Regions from separate parts of the Homo sapiens genome. Here region 2 is linked to region 1. A link is a loop called in an ENCODE intact Hi-C map of the cell type or tissue named here. Cell type or tissue: B cell. All regions are shown on one strand. Each heading gives the region's core, and the rest is flanking DNA. Links, peaks and the distances in the headings are about the cores only. Region 1 overlaps SRSF1 (serine and arginine rich splicing factor 1). Region 2 overlaps CUEDC1 (CUE domain containing 1).

What was found. Hi-C counts contacts between places; a loop is a spot of excess contacts. Peaks named below come from ENCODE experiments on the same cell type or tissue, not always from the same donor. Only the 100,000 strongest peaks of a DNase experiment are listed, where the experiment ranks them.
Region 2: a loop joins it to region 1, with 19 times the contacts of the local background. A loop is called at or near these places in 15 of 110 quality-filtered maps.

The regions. Positions count from the first base shown.
Region 1 is chr17:57,994,697-58,002,914 of GRCh38, forward strand. SRSF1 (serine and arginine rich splicing factor 1) reads right to left here. Exons shown (of 4, transcript NM_006924.5): 4 at 6,223-8,218. Among named protein-coding and RNA genes, the nearest start is that of SRSF1, 8.4 kb to the right of the region's middle. RefSeq lists an enhancer at 979-1,028. In B cell, for the core only: CTCF peaks have their summits at 5,021 (motif pointing left) and 5,223; a DNase peak (open chromatin) is centred at 4,985; H3K27ac peaks cover 958 bases.
Region 2 is chr17:57,913,293-57,921,510 of GRCh38, forward strand. All of the region lies in intron 1 of CUEDC1 (CUE domain containing 1), which reads right to left. CUEDC1-AS1 (CUEDC1 antisense RNA 1) reads left to right here. Exons shown (of 2, transcript XR_001752948.2): 2 at 1,724-3,024. Among named protein-coding and RNA genes, the nearest start is that of CUEDC1-AS1, 5.2 kb to the left of the region's middle. RefSeq lists an enhancer at 526-1,026. In B cell, for the core only: a CTCF peak has its summit at 4,011 (motif pointing right); a DNase peak (open chromatin) is centred at 4,019; H3K27me3 peaks cover 288 bases.

The DNA.
Region 1 (8,218 bases), core at 1,941-6,940:
TTTCCAAAGGCCAGCCAGGACACCCCAGGGACTAACTTCCCAGTTCATAATTTTAATCATCTTGAATACAAAACAAAGACCTCTCTAATGTGGACTCTCCTTAGAAAAATGGCTTGTGTTTAGAATTATCCCAGAACTATTATGGAAGCATGAGTATTTCAGTAAAATAATTACTGAGCACCTACTAAATGCCAGGAGCTGTACTGTCACTGGGGATACTTCTAAGAATCTTCTCTACTGAAGAAACCAAGCCTTGCAAAGAAATAATTATAAAACAGTTACAGACATTTGTACAAAGTGCGTAACGAGCACTGGGAAAGGAAATTTTTAAAGGGCTATTTGCTCATTTGTTTTCATATAAGTGATAGTTTTGACACTGTAGATTACCAACTAGGGTTGCTGAATACAAAAACTGATACCTAAGAGATAGTATGTGTAGGCTAAGTGTAATGCAAACATTTTTATTGGAAACTGGAAGTTACCACACATTGGCTTTTAAAACTTAAAATTCCTAGAGTGGTTCATTTTTGTGGATCTGTTACTAATACAAATTTAAGTGTATACTCAGCTATCAACACAAATGCAGATGTTTTAAACATTTACCCTTTCACAGGTTCTTTTCTATGATTTTTTTGTGGGGCTGCTGTGTAGTTATTGAGTGGCTAGCCAGGCCCCAGCCACTGTGTGACCAGCTGTCCTCCTGTGGGGCCAGCCTCAATAGTAGGGGTCAAAAGAGGGCCAGGGCTTCTCTGAGAGAGCTGGCTGTGCACTGCACACTGGAAAGCCAAGGAGCTAGGCATCCCTCTTTCTTGCTGCCAGGCTCTGGAACATGGCCACTGTGACTAGATGTAGTCCTACTCTAGAACAACCCTCAGCACACAGGGTAAGAACATGGATCAAAGACAGCACCATGGGACACCCTGCTGGCATCTGGTAGATATTACAGGTGTTTCTCACTTGGGTCAGACTTTTCTCCCCGAGGCCTCCCAACTGGAAAAAGCAGGCTGGCTTTAAAAAGCAACGTGATAGTAAAACAAGAATTTCTCACCACAAGATCTGGATTCAAGTTCTGGGCCTGCCCCTTTAACATCTCTGGGCCTATTTCTTCAAACTGCAAAATGAAACTAAATACTACGTGAGAATTAAAATGAGCCACAGTATCAGGACTGGGCGCAGTGGCTCATATCTGTAATCCCAGCACTTTAGGAAGCCAAGGTGGGAGGCCTGCTTAAGCCCAGGAGTTCAAAAAGTCTGAGAAACAGAGCAAGACCCTGTCTCTACAAAAAATATAAAAAAGGTAGCAAGGGTATAAACCTTTGAGGTTACTATTCTAAGAATATGCATGATCTGACTAAAGAACACAGTGTCTCAGATTTAAGCTATGTGGCACACCTGCCTAAGATTTCAATAATGTATTTATTCACAAACATTTATTAAGGTGCAGGTACTAGCATTCTGGACATCTTAGAAGAAATGTCAAAAAGTTTAAAACATAAGACTTTGGGGAGCCGGGCGCGGTGGCTTATGCCTGTAATCCCAGCACTTTGGGAGGCCGAAGCGGGCAGATCACGAGGTCAGGAGTTTGAGACCAGCCTGGCCAACATAGTGAAACCCTGTCTCTACTAAAAATACAAAAAATTAGCTAGGTGTGGTGGCAGGTGCCTGTAATCCCTGCTACTTGGGAGGCTGAGGCAGGAGAATCGCTTGAACCCAGGAGGTGGAGGTTGCAGTGAGCCGAGACTGCGCCACTGCACTCCAGCCCAGGTGACAGTGCAAGACACTGTCTTAAAAAAAAAAAAAAAAAAAACAGCCTTTGCTCTCAGTTTACTATGTAGCTGAAGAAAACAAAGCATACACATTAAACTAGAGAACAGCTTAAGGGCAACATGTCCACCTGCACATATAGCACTTTTTAAAACATGAAGAAAAGCAAATAAGAAACAACGCAATTAGTTCAAGAATGCTTCAGTCATTAGGTGTGATCATGAAGGGGTGAGATTTTTAATGGCAAAAGGAATGGGGCTGCTTATGGGATTTATGATGTGGGGTGTTAAAATGTATGGATGCTGGGTCTCTTGGTTTTGAGAGAATTGTTTAAGCTAGCTGATCCTATAAACCTAAAGACCAGGGTCAGGGTCCTAAAGTTAATGCTTAAGACTCCCAACCCAAGGAATAATATACATGCTATCTAGTCTCTTCACAATACATCGTTATGTATTAATCTCTTTATGAATAGTTACCAACAACAAAAAAACAACCAAAATGATTCCATCCCAAAGAGAAATATGCAGGAATTCTCATTGAGGCAATACCACTAAATTCTGAGGCAACTTAAAGCTTCCTCTGTAAGAAGCTTAAAAGAGAATGACTGAAAAAGGATACCTAGGAGGCAACTATTTAGTCTTTTTGGAGACAATGTCATCAATTCTTGGTGATCTGTACTGAAAGTGTGCACAGCTTACATCAAAACCACTTACTTTGGTCTTACAATTGGTCTTACTTTGCAAGACCAATTCTGGGAGCAACATTTACTTATCCAATTATACTTGGACTTAGGCTAGCATTTAGATTAATTCAAATTTTCTGGCTTCACATCTGAGGAGTTATTAGTATTAAAATACCTTCTCCAATAATCCACCCAGTTAACGAATAGCTTGTGAAACAGACTTCTACAGTGCTTTGCTTTTAGGGAATACTAAATTCTTCCCATCTCGCCCATCAATATTAAAACTGTCAGCACTGCATTTAGCTCATTGGGAAATATAAATATATTCAGTTCCTGGGTCTGTAGAGTTAAAAAATACATGTATTTACCAAATCAACCAGGGTAGGGGAAGATGTGATTGAGAACAGGATAAATTGGAAAGGTAGAATATAACCCATTGTTAACTCATATTAAGGGAGTGACATGTTTTAAGGATCTGGAGTCACTGAAACCAGCTTTAACACTTCAGTAATATGAATTTGGGTACAGACAAAAATGCTGATATGGCAACTGGAGATGGGAAGACAAATCCAAACAGCATCTTGAAGAACTCTATTTGGCAAGTAAACACATCTCTAGGTTAATCTAAATCATAGATGCGGTGGCACCCTGAAGACACAGAACTTGACTATCACCTTGCTGCAAATTTACTATTTTTAGAGTACAAAGGAGCCATTTGAGTTTTCTTTGGAATGTGCTTGTTACACTGCGAACCAACATTTTACATTTCTAGCCTTAAGTTGTGGATGTCAGCCAGGTGCGCTGGCTCACACCTGTATTCCCAGCACTTTGGGAGGCCGAGGCGGGCGGATCACTTGAGATCAGAAGTTCAGAGACCAGCTGAGCCAACATAGTGAAACCCTGTCTCTATGAAAAATACAAAAATTAGCCAGGTGTGGTGATGGGCACCTGTAATACCAGCTACTTGGGAGGCAGGAGAATCGCTTGAACCCGGGAGGCGGAGGTTGCAGTGAGCCGAGATTGTGCCACTACACTCCAGCCTGGGTGACAGAGTGAGACCCTGTGTCAAAAACAAAGACAAAAAAAATGTGAATGTCACTCTTGGTGTTATTTTATAGTTCAAATTTCTACCACCGTTAAGGGTAGAAGACATTCACCCAGCACTTCCCAGTCCTATCTAAAGGTTATACCTTCCCTTTTGCTTGACTGATCCTATAATCTTATGTATTAAGCCTTAATAATTGTTGAAAGCTTATCCCAAAATGACATATAAAGACTCCTCCTCTAATACACAGCACCTGAGGGAACAATTCTACCATGGTTTTTCTTAGCACTTTACAATCTCCAGGTTTAGCACTTTTCTTTCTACAAGGAGAATTCTGAATTTTCATTTGCCTAATTTGTGGCTTCAGAGTGCATCTTCAAAAGTTATTTAAAAATTATCAAAGGGACACCAGAGCTAACATTTACAGGATTAAAGACAGGCTTCAATCTAGTTAGTGCCCTTTCAGCTGTCAATCCAATTTGCAGCAAGACTACTAGTTAACAGTAACTACCTTCTGTAGCTTTCCTTGCTACTTAGTGTTACCTTAGCAGGCAGGGAAATCTCTACTGTGTAAACTTGATTACTTTTCCCCCCACAAGAAGTCCACTTTGTCCACTTTTAGTGCTTTATTCTTTGAAACAGACTGATTTTCTAAAATTAACATTTTAAGGCCAGTTGTCCCACACCTGTCTTCTGGATGACTAAATCCCATCATATGGGCCTAAAAGGTTTAGTATTCTCAATGACAATTTATACTGTAAACAGGAGACAAGTTTGTGTCCTTTCCATTTTTTATAAAAGAAACCTGGGGAGAAAGCGGTGATGGGAATGACAGATACTAAAAGTGTTAAATTTTCAGTAATTTTCAGCTGTTAATATGGCATTAACTACTGTGTCTACTGACTTTTTGATCACAAGACAACCTGCTACTTAAGTGAGGCCTAGAAAATAGAAAACAGCTAAGCTGACACATAAGTAGGATTTTAAGACAAACTTTAAGAACCTCTTAGTAATACTGAGAAGATCATCACACCTGAAACTGTCACTCCATAAAAGCAAACTGCAGGTCTCTAAAAGCATATTCATTTCTTCTAGTTCATAACCAAATTGTTATGTCTAGTTTTCCCCAGCACACCTAACTCCTGTTCCCAATTCTCACATTCATGGCCTTATTATTCCATACCTGATGTACAAGGTAGGCAGAAAAACAAGCAGACTTATGTCTTCAGTATTTTCTTAGTCCCAGAACCTAGATTTGTTACAAAATGAGTGCCTGTAAGGTAAACTCTGAAAACCTAAATGGATGCAAAAGCTGAAAAGGGGAAGAATTTTACACAAAAGATGGGAAGACAAAGGTAAAGTTGCAAGAAAACTTACCCAAACCATCTAACTTTAGAGCTGATACAGAGGATCAAGGTAGTTAGCTGGTCTCTACTTTGTTCTATGTATCTATAATGGGGATTATTTCCTGCTTAATTTTGTGTTATAGCTCCCTCTAGTGGCTAAGTGATTTTCCCTAGCACTTACCAATGGAGAGCAGTACAGCATGTTGTAAAAAAACCAAACAAACAAACAAAAAAAATTAAGACCTATTTCTACAAGTTGTTTTTGTTCAAAGTGCATTTGGTGGAGATGAGTATAGCATCCTAGAGAAGCTGTTTCCACTATCTTCATGTCCACAGTTCTACCAATAGTTGGCACTTATAAGTTGTCTGGTAACAGAAGTCTGATGCTTTTTAACCCGATGCTTGAGTATCAAGCTGAACTAAGTGTTGTTTTGCTTACCTAAACAGTAAACTTCTTATGAAAAGTCATGAATGACTTTTCACCCCCTGAAATCCCAGCCTAGCACCTATTAAAATGTTGTAAATTACAAATGTTATATTTGCCTAAATTAACTTCTATATGACAGAGTCATTTATTCAATTTTTATTCTGTGCATTAATGAAGCACGGAGTGATTTTTATAATAATTAAAAAATCCTTCCTTTAATCACTACAAGCTCACAAGAACCCTCAGGGTTGTTAGGCATTAGCTTTCAAAGCTACCAAGAAGCACCGTGAAGGTCTCAATAACAGGAATAAGTACTGGTTTAAGTATACTATAATCTCTTGGGGTTTGTTTAAAGCAAGTTACTTTTGGCAGCATTACTATTCATTCAATAGACAATCACGATAGACATAATGAACAGATGTTTCCTGATAATCTCTTTACTTCATGCCAATCCCAGCTTTTCCTATAGGATCTAATTGGTCAATGTTCCTTTAAGTACTGATACAGAAACAATAACTCAAAAGAATGTTGTATTGTACACTCTAGGATGCCTGAGTATTTGCTTCAATGGGATATAATTGTTGAGTCCACTATTACAACAGAATGTAAAGAAATGTGGGCCATACCTTTTTTTCTTGTGGCTGCTTCAGCCTAAAAAGATGGGGGAACTTAAAATTCAATCAACAAAGGATTCACAATAACAGGTTTTTCAGTCAAGACACCCCAGTTACAGACAAAAGCATTAGGCCTGTGTATGCTAGTACAGTTCCTACAATCCCTTATATGAACTCTTTGGAGACAGACATATCTGGGATTCAGAGCTGTATGCACTTTATGAGGTACATATATACCCTGTATTACATAAAACCCTCAGCAAAGTCTGTGGCAACTGTGCAATGAATAATGAAGTTCAACAGGAAACAGTTTAGTCACACTAAGTGCAAAATGAAGGCAGCAATTCTGGTCAGGGTTCACATTTAATTAGCTCAACAACAGAAAATCTTTTGTTTTCGTAGTTTTTGGATTTCAAAAAATGGATAAGAGACTGTAATCTGTTTTCTGCGTTTGCAGTCTTCATACTGTGATGGAAATAATGGTTATGTTACAACAGAACTTCAGTCTAACAGTTTCTCATCTTTTAATACTATTTATGGTAAATACATATATATAACTTACTTGCAATTTAAATTACAAAATTCATATACAAAGTAAGCAAAAAGGCACACATAAGAAATCCACCTTGACCACAGAAATGTGAAAACACCAGCCCTAATGACCAAGACAATGTTTCAAAGACAACAAACACCAAGAAAAGTTGAGATTCTACAATAAATCATATTAAACGCAAGCACTATGATGCACAGACGTGAGCACTGAATATTTACTAAAGCATAAAACTTAGGAAAAATCATTTTACGGGGAATCTATTCATATTCCAAACAGCATTTTAAAAAACATTAAACTTAGCTTAGTTTTAAAAACAAAATTCAGACCCAAACAATCAAGAACCAGAAAATGGGTTTCTTACCTTTTGTTTCCAGTAGGATGTGGGCTGAACAGCAAGGTGGGTTATTCAATCTGATGTTATGAAAAGTAATTGCTTCTTAAAGAGACTTAAGTTTTTCCTTGGTTAGAAAATAATTATAGGCTCCCTAAAATATTCTAAGGGGACATAAATAGGGAGAAGAGGGGGAAATTCCAAGACAGCTTTTGTAGTTTCAAAAGGGTGTAACTTTCTTCTAATAATTGCCAATACGGATAGAGACCTAAAGGTCCATTTTCTGAGACTATAAATAGGAGCAGTCCATACTTCCCATCACAGCTTTTAGCTGTCTGGTCATCTTAACTACAAAACCTATGCCCCTTTACCTAAGTAAACATTAGATCCTCTCTAATCTTCAAATTCAGCCTGTATAACAAGGAATACTGTCTCATTTCAATGTGAGGTTAGAATTACTATAACTTTTAGTAGAGCACATCTTTCAACTTTAAACACTCAAACTTGAGTGAAGGCCATTTACATTTTTTGGTCATTTCCAAAACATTCAATGAACACAAATGAACCAAAGTTTACTTAAGTCTAGCTCACATTAACCTTCCAAAATTATCATTAATCATTTATTTTCCCTTTAATAATCTGATGAATTTTTAAAATGTTCTACACATAAAACTTCTTAGAATTTCAAGAATGTCATGTAAAATTATTCAAATTTTTAAACAGTAAATCTGCCTTTTGGCCATTACATTGAATTCTTAGATAAAAAGAGCTACATCCTTAAACTTACACTAAGTACTTAGTGAAATTCTGCATTCAACTTAACATCCCCTCTTCCCAACATTCCACAACGTTCATTAAAATCTACCGATTGGGGTGACCTTACACATTTCTTCCACTACCAAGATTTCTGGTTTTCCTTAGGTTTTTAATTGTCACCCAAATAATCACCTTAAATTCAACTTCCAACTATGATTAGCACCCAAGGGAAATGTTAAAGTCTATTTATTTTAGGTCCCCTCCCCCAACCTAAATAGTACCAAGGGGCTGTCAGTAGACAAATACAAGAAGTAGCAGGCTAAAAGTTTTTAACTGCTTTGGTAGAGAACACCAAAGTTTTTGGTACAAAATAATCTTATGGTTGGAGAAGGGCTTATAAGGCAAAATTCTAAATGCCCAGCTTTTTATTAACAATGATTCATCCAAAGAAGCAGTTAATCTTGTGCACTCTTCCCTTTCAAAAAAGAAATGAGACTTGGGTTAAAAGTTCTACAGGCTGAGCATGGTGGCTCACACCTGTAATCCTAACACTTTGGGAGGCCAAGGCAGGCAGATCACTTGAGGCCAGGAGTTTTGGGACCAGCCTGGGTAACACAGAGAAACCACATCTCTACTAAAAATACAAAATTAGCCGGGCAAGGGTGGCACACACTTGTAGTCTCAGCTACTTGGGAGACTG
Region 2 (8,218 bases), core at 1,586-6,585, 82 kb before region 1:
ACTCCAGCCTGGGCAACAAGAACAAGACTCCATCTCAAAAAAAAAAAAAGGAAAAGAAACTGGTCTCACTATGTTGCCCAGACTTATCTCCATCTCCTGGGTTCAAGCACTCCTGCCTCAGCCTCCCAAAGTGCTAGGATTACAGGCATGAACCACTGTGCCAGCCTCTGGGGTGCTTTTTAAAGAAAAAGGCCCATGTGTCTTTGTCAATTCTACTGAATCAGAATTTCCTGAGGTGCACCCAAACCCCATCCCCAAGATCCCAAGTAAGTCAAAGAGGAGTGCAGGGAGGAGCAGAGGCTGCAGGGGCTGTAAAGCAGGGACAGGGCCCAGGGACTCTAGGGAGGAGAGGTCAACATTGAGCAACCCCTCATTTCTGCCCCCCATCCCAGGGATTTCTAGCGAGGAAATATCATCCTTCTCGTCTGAACTGACCAGTCCTCCAGGGACCTGCTGATTCACACAATGCATGGCTGTGTCCTGGGCCACTCCTCCTTCTGGCCACCACTGGCCAGCACCCCACCCCAGCATACTTTCCTGACCCTGGGTTCTAACTCCTTGGCCCCAGAAGCCTCACCCTGGCCAACTGCAACTCTTTATTTCAAGGATTCAGGTTGTAGATCTCCTCCTCCAGAAAGTCTTCTCACATGCACTTCTTGGCTCACTCCCACGTGGCTTTGGCCTATTGAACCCTCTCTCTCCTCCACCATCAATGTGGCAGCACTAGTCACATGTTCTCACGATTGCCACTGTGCCCGTTGGTGGCCCCAACAGATGGTGCCCACCTGGAAGGCGGGATTTTTTGGATCTCATTCAGTTCTCGGTCCCTAACAACCTGCTCAGTGCCCAGCATAGAGCAGGCAAGGAATATGTCTATTTATGTTGATCAGAAGAAAGGGAGAGGAGGAGATTTTAAATCAAACAGTTATCCTAGGCACATTTTTCAAAACTGTAGGAAAACTATAGCAAATACTTGTATTAGCATGTCCTGTGTGCCAGAGAGAGAAGCCTGAGACACAGGGGGTAAATAAGTCCACAGGGTATCTCTGCTTCAAAGAGAAAAAGAGTTAAACCTTGGGGGGTCGGGAGGAGCTACCTCTGAAGTCCTTGCTCCCTGTGCCTTAGAGGTCACAGTGACTCCATAACTTCACCCTTTGGATAAAGCACAGGTTCAGGTTGCTGTGCACAGGGAGGAGCAATATATCTCGGCAGGAGGTCTCTCTCAATGAGGTACCAGGGATCCTGTTGCATCCATTTGGGAGGGTCTGGGAGTCAGCAGTCCCAACTGGGAGCTCCTGGAGCTCGATTTAGAAAAGGGACAGGGATAATGCTATCTGGGGCCTTGGCATGAAAGGGCTTTTCTTTCCCATGTCCAGACTCCCAGGGGAGAGAGAAGGGTTCCAAGTCTCCTAGCCTGATGGTTTGAGAGAAACAGAGGGATGTGGCCTGCACCTGCCCCACCTGGCCTCTCTGGGTCCAGGATCAGGCCAGGGAGGAGGAGGCCCACTAATCCTGGGTGCATTACTCAAGAGAGACTGTGAAGAAAAGCAGGAACTCTGAGTGGCATTAAAGTAGGCAGGAAATAAAATTTATTCAGAGTCAGCTAGTGTAATTGAAAATGAACCATATGCCAGGCACTTGGCAAGGTGCGTCCCCACAGTCTTGATTTAATTTTCACACCAACCCAATGAGGCAGCTACTATTCTCCTTGTTTTACCAACAGGAAACTCAGGCATTGTTCTGCTGGAAGGAGAGAAGGCCAGGAGGCAACCCTCAAAACCTGGGTGTGTTTGGCCAAGGCCAAGTAGAGATTTAAGGGTCTTCGAGTAAAGCATTCAGGATTCTTACTCTTCATTTGCTATCTTTCTTAAAGACAGAATAAAATAAAATGGGATTTAGGTTGGATTCCAAAAAAAACTTCCTGACTATAAAGAGGTATTAGAAAGTTCATTTCCTAGGACAGATCCCTGAAAGATGCAACCACATCAAATGCCCACTCTGCAGGCAGGAGACTGGACAATTTGACATTTACCACCACAGGCACGCTCAGAGGTCCCCTCAGGCAACTGGGCTCTAGCTCCCATCTCAAGTGAGGCTTGTGGACAATGCAAAATCTAAAGTCAAACACATCCTTTGCTAAATTTAACAAGCAGATAGGCATAGCGTTCAGATATTAAAATGAAGTCTTTTTTTAATGAATGGGCAGGGCTTGGAGTTTGCCAATGTCATCAATGAGGTTAATGTGGCTACGTTAAAGTTAGCACATGAGTTTTGGATGATGCAGTTTATCAAACCAGCAGGGACTGAGCAACAGCTCAGGCAGAAAGTTGGCGCCTGGCCTTAGGGAGCCCTGTCCGGCCTGGGTATCCTTGCCCACGTGCCACAGCTAAAATGCTGGTAGGACCTCGGGGACTTAAGGCAGGGTTGCTGCTACCCCCGGCTGTTTGGGCCAACACTTGAGCTCCGGCCTGGAACAGAAGGCTCCCTAATAGGTTGTTAAGAGCCTGGGAAGGCGGAACAAGCTGGGCGGGGAGGAGGGGGCCTCAGGGGGCTGTTATGATAAGCAAGAGCTCAGTCTAAAGACATGCTCCCAAGCTGAAGGTTTCATTTCCTGCCAGGCAACTCACCCGTTTGAATCAAACACAGAATTTAGTATTCACCATAGAACAATCATATGACAAAAACTTTGCAGAGTTTACCCAGATGTAGGTTTTCCTTAAGGTAAAAGAGGAGTCATATTACCGAAGCCTCATCTTCTCACGAGTTCAAAACCTCTCCAACCTCTCAGGAGAAACCAAGGGCCGGAAAGGTTAAAGGCCTCACCCTCAAGGTCCCACCAAAGAATCGAAGCTGGTGCCAGCTCTCCGACTCCTACCCAGCAACCCGCCCCAGGTGGCCAGCAGCTGCCTCTGAGAATGCAGAAGGCCGAGGGGGGCTGAGAGTGTTTCTAAATCACAGCACACTTGCTCCATCCCGATGGCCTTGTGATGCCTGAGGCATGAGGGCAGGCCAGGACAGGAGCCATGCAGCGGGGTCTCCCACCCCAGGCCCTCCAGGCCCCCAAAAGGCTTCCTGTCAGGCCCTGCACTGCCCCCTCCTCCCACTTTGATCCCAGAGAGGGGAGGGGGTGGAGAGTCCAGAGAAGTCCCCACTTGGCATCGATTTGCCCAAAGCAAAGGCAACACAAAGGCTGCACCTGTTTCCATGGAGATGCGACGGGGAAGCAAAGGAACAAAACAGGGAGAAACACAAACCCGTCACCACCTCCCAGGCCAGTGTGATCGATGCTGGCAGACCAGAGCCCTGACAGGAAGACAGCGGAAGGATGAAAGGTAATCAGTGGATCTAGAAGCCACACTGGGAGCCCTTTCAGGCCACAGAGAGGAGGCCAGCAGCCTCGCCCACCCCCAGGCTCACAAACTCGCCTGGGCCCCGCTCTCGAGAACCAGTCCAAGCAAAAACTCCCAGACGGAAATCCACAGTGAGCACTTACTTTACAAAAGGATTCCTTGCTTGACTAAGGGATTCCTTCAAGCAGCAAAATCCCACCTGGAGTGCACTGTCTGTTTTATTTCATTATTCACTTCTCTGAGCAGGAGGAGGAGGGGGTCAAGGGAGTAACTTCCAGGGGAAAGTTTGTGAGAAGAGATGAGGGGATGGAGGGGTGGGGACTGGACTCTGTTCATAAAACATCTCCTAGGAGAGGCCCACAAGAAAATGGAGACGTGGTGACTTTAGAAGAGAAAGGTGAGCAGGCTAAGCGCCTGAGGCCCATCCAATAGGGAGGACATGGGAACCTGAACAGTGGAGAAGAATGGGCGGCAACAGGTGTCCCACTAGGTCCCTGAGGTTGCCACAGGTCCCATCAGGGCACACAGGTGCTCTCAAAACCACTGGGCTATGGGGAAATGTGGGGGCAGCCTCATCTCCCCCAGGGCAACAAGGCCAGTGGCTTGATGCCTCCCCGGGTGAATGTTGGAGGAAGATGACAACAAGAGGCCCAGCAGATGGCAGCGGCTCAGAGGCTGTCATAAGGGCCTCTTGACTGGCACTCATTGTTCATCAGGTGACACATACTAAGTGCCACTTAGCACATGTGGTCATCCTGGGACGAAGGGGCAAGGCCATGCACCAACACAATCCTGCCCTTGGAGAGTCTCAACCAGGCCTTCACTCCACGGAGTCTCTTCCTGACTATAATTCTTACAGGGAACAAAAACCAAGGATAACAATAATACTTACTGAGCATGCCATGTGGGCCTGACACTAACACTTGTCTCATTGATCCTCTCAACCATCCCATGAGAGAGAGGCCTTTCTTCTCCCCATTGACTGATGTGGAGACAGGCACAGAGAGGTAAATAACTCACCCAAGGTCACACAGCGAGTAAGTGGCAAAGCTAGGATTCAAAAATAGGTCTGCCCAACTTCAGAGCCTGTGAACAGCAGGCTCAACACCTGCCACATCAGCCTCATTTAACAGGCAGAGACACTGAGGCTGAGAGAATGCAGGTGACGTGCACTGAGGCAGGGGCAGAGGCTGAACTCTGAAGACTACTCCTCCTGACCCACCCCAAGGCTTTTTTGCCTTGTGATGCCTCCACTAGGAATGCCAGCTGGCTTTTTTGGTGGGGTACATGGACTGCTCTGTGTAGTCACTCTCCTGTTCTGGACCTCAGTTTACCCCCTCAACAAGGTGGCATCGTTAGAGTGTGAGCCCCTGCTGTCTCACTGAGAGGAGCTGAGAAGAAACATGGGGCGTGCATTCAAGGTGTTACCAGGGAGCTGGTGGGAGAAGCAGTCTCAGTCTCAAAGATCCACAAGCTCTGTAATGTCCACAGAGCAAAATCCTAGGTAGGATATCCAGGCTGCTACTCAACAGTCTTCCCACCAGAGTACATGTGCAAAACCCTCAGGGAACCTGGGGACTTCCCAGAAGTATTCAGACATGGATGGCTTCCAGGGAATCAACTTCTGAAAGCTCCACTTCCTGTGCTTCTTCCTAAAACTGATCAGCCGGGAACCCTCTGGGTCTGCCAGTTCTCCCCTCACCAAGGCCCTCCTAAACACTTCCCAAAAGAAAGGCCTACCCCCAGTCATCCCAACCTCACCCTGGTATCCCGCCCTGGGTTATAAAAGCCACCAAAGAGACAACGGAAGAATGCAGCCCTCATGGGAGGAGTTCCAGCAGGACAAAGAACTTCCTTAAGATGTTGAGAAGGGGGCCTTATCTATCTTACCTACCCATCTGTTTATTTTAGGATTAGAATTAGGAAGCTGACACAGGGACACCTGTTTAACCTGTTTAATAAATATTTGAATTAAAAAGAGGAGTCAGAGTTTTTCCGACACAAAGTATGATTTGGCTGGCTGGTCTAACCACAAGATCCAGCCTGGCCAATTAGGAATTATGGTGGATGTTTTCCACAACTGCCTGGGCTGGGTTTGCTGTTCTAAGGCTTTGACAAAAATAAATTTGAAGCAAGTAGATGGCATACAATAGGCCTGGAAATACATTCCACTTAAAGTTATGATAAAACATTTTATATGTCAATTTTTATTTTTATTTTTATTTTTCTGAGATGGAGTCTCACTCTGTCACCCAGGCTGGAGTGCAGTGGCATGATCTTGGCTCAGTGCAGCCTCCACCTCCCGGGATGAAGCGATGCTTCTGCCTCAGCCTCCCCAGTAGCTGGGATTACAGGCGCCTGCCACCACGCCCAGCTAATTTTTGTATTATAGTAGAGACAGGGTTTCTCCATGTGGGCCAGGCTGGTCTCGAACTCCTGACTCCAAGTGATCCTCCTGCCCTGGCCTCCCAAACTGCTGAGATTACAGGTGTGAGCCCCTGCACCCGGGAATATATGTCAATTTTTATGTTTTCTTAATTAATTTTTCTTTTGTGAGACGGAGTTCTGCTCTTGTCATCCAGGCTGGAGTACAATGGCGCGATCTCGGCTCACTGCAACCTCCGCCTCCCGGGTTCGAGCAATTCTCCTGCCTCAGCCTCCCAAGTAGCTGGGATTACAGGCAGGCACCACCATGCCTGGCTAATTTTTGTATTTTTAGTAGAGACAGGGATTCACCAAGTTGGCCAAGCTGGTCTTGAACTCCTGACTTCAAGTGATCTTCCCTCCCTGGCCTCCCAAAGTGCTGGGATTACAGGCGTGTGCCCGGCGATATATGTCAATTTTTTAATATATGAGGGGATACACAGTTGTTCAAAATTCTTTTGAGGTGTACAAGTGAAAGAAGTTTGAAGCCTGTTGCTTTCCTTCCCTGGAGCCATGATCAAAGGCTTAAGCTCCCACACCGACAAACCCACTAAGCCATGCACATAGTAAGTTTTCAAGACAAGGCAGCTGCAATGTATACAACAAGCACTAGACCTGAAACCTGGGTGTAACTTTATTTCTGCTACTTCTTAGCTGTGTGGCTCAGAAGGTTAAGCCACCCAGCCTCCTTGAGCCTCAGTTTCTCCCTAAGTACATGGAGATAATACCATACAAGATATATTCAAAATCCTGATGACGAGGAGGACATTAAATGAACAAGGTAAAAGTGCCTCAGCACAAACAGCCCCCAGTAATAGCCAACCAGCAAGCGTTTTCTGTTTGGCTTGGACAAATTGATGGTATTTGTCTCTAGACAATATTAATAACTAACATTTATCGAGCGCTCACTATGTGCCAGGCACTGGACTAAGTGCTTCACAGGCCCCGGCTCATTTTGTTTTCACAACAACGCTGCAGGAAAGATGCCATTCTTATTCCTGATCCACAGGCATGGAAAGCTTAAAGACTTGCTCAACTCACTCAGCTAGCAATTAAGGGCCCAGTAGGTCTTTTTGATTCCAGTGACTGTGCTCTAAAAACCCTCCCTACTCAAAGTGCAGCCTGAGACCAGCAGCATCAACAGAGACTGGTACCTTATTAGCAACGCAGGATCCCAGGAGCTACTCCAAACAAACTGAATCAGTATCTGCATTTTAGCAAAATCTATGAGGGATTCATATGCACATCCAAGTTTGAGAATCACTGCTTTAAACCTCTAGTCTGGCTAATTTTACCATCCTGGTTTTATCTTGCTGAAGGTAATATTACTATGTTTGCTTTCTCCATGCACACACACACACACAGCTGTCAATTAAAGCAAGCAAGATGGTTAGGGATTATAATAATCCATCAGCAACACATGCAAAATGCATTTTTAGAAAAGGGCTAGGAGGATCCACATCAAACTGTCATCAGTGGTCACCTCTGAGAAATGGGATGGGATTGGGGGGTTGTTAGGAGGAGCCAAAGAAGGCTTTTTATTATCTGAATTTTCTTTTTCTTTTCTTTTTTTTTTTTTTTTTGAGATGGAGTCTTGCTCTGTTGCCCAGGCTGGAGTGTAGTGGTGCAATCTCGGCTCACTGCAAACTCCACCTCCTGGGTTTGAGTGATTCTCCTGCCTTAGCCTCCCTTAGTAGCTGGGACTATAGGCTCCCACCACCACCATGCCGAGTAAATTTTTGTATTTTTATTAGAGAACAGGGTTTCGCCATGTTGGCCAGGCCAGTCTTGAACTCCTGACCTCAGGTGATCTGCCCGCTTCATCCTCCCAAAGTGTTGGGATTACAGGTGTGAGCCACCATGCCCAGCTGAAATGTTTAATAAACAGAGTATAGTTGTATATAGGTTATACAATTTAAAAGGAAAGTATGTTTTAAAACACATGTACAGATCACTGGGAATTAGTTGTACTTTATGAGCTCCGTCTATCCAAGGTTATTGTCAGCTATCCAGCCTCTGACTGTGGAAAGCCAAGGTAGCGAGTTAATAGGGAGATATTGGTGGAACAAAAGGAGTGCTGTGCTTGGAGCTGGAAGACAACAGTCCAGACTCTGCCCCTGATTTGCTGTGCGATCTTGAGGCTCTCCTCCACGGGCCTGTGTTTCCTCTGCTATAAAATGGGGGGAACCCCCTTCCCCTCTCAGGGACCAACAATGCAGTGAAAGGCATAAAAGTTCCTTGTGAACTGCAAGGTGCTTGGCAATGCAACGGCCGAGTGTTTTCTTGAAAAGAAAAGAGATGAAAAAAAAAAGCAGTGAAACATTCACCCTCACTCATTCCATTCCCCAAACACAGATATCCCATGACTTTATAAGGAAGATATACGGAGTAACCTGGATTTAGATTCCGTGGGAGCCTCAGGCTGATTTTCAAATCCTTATTCG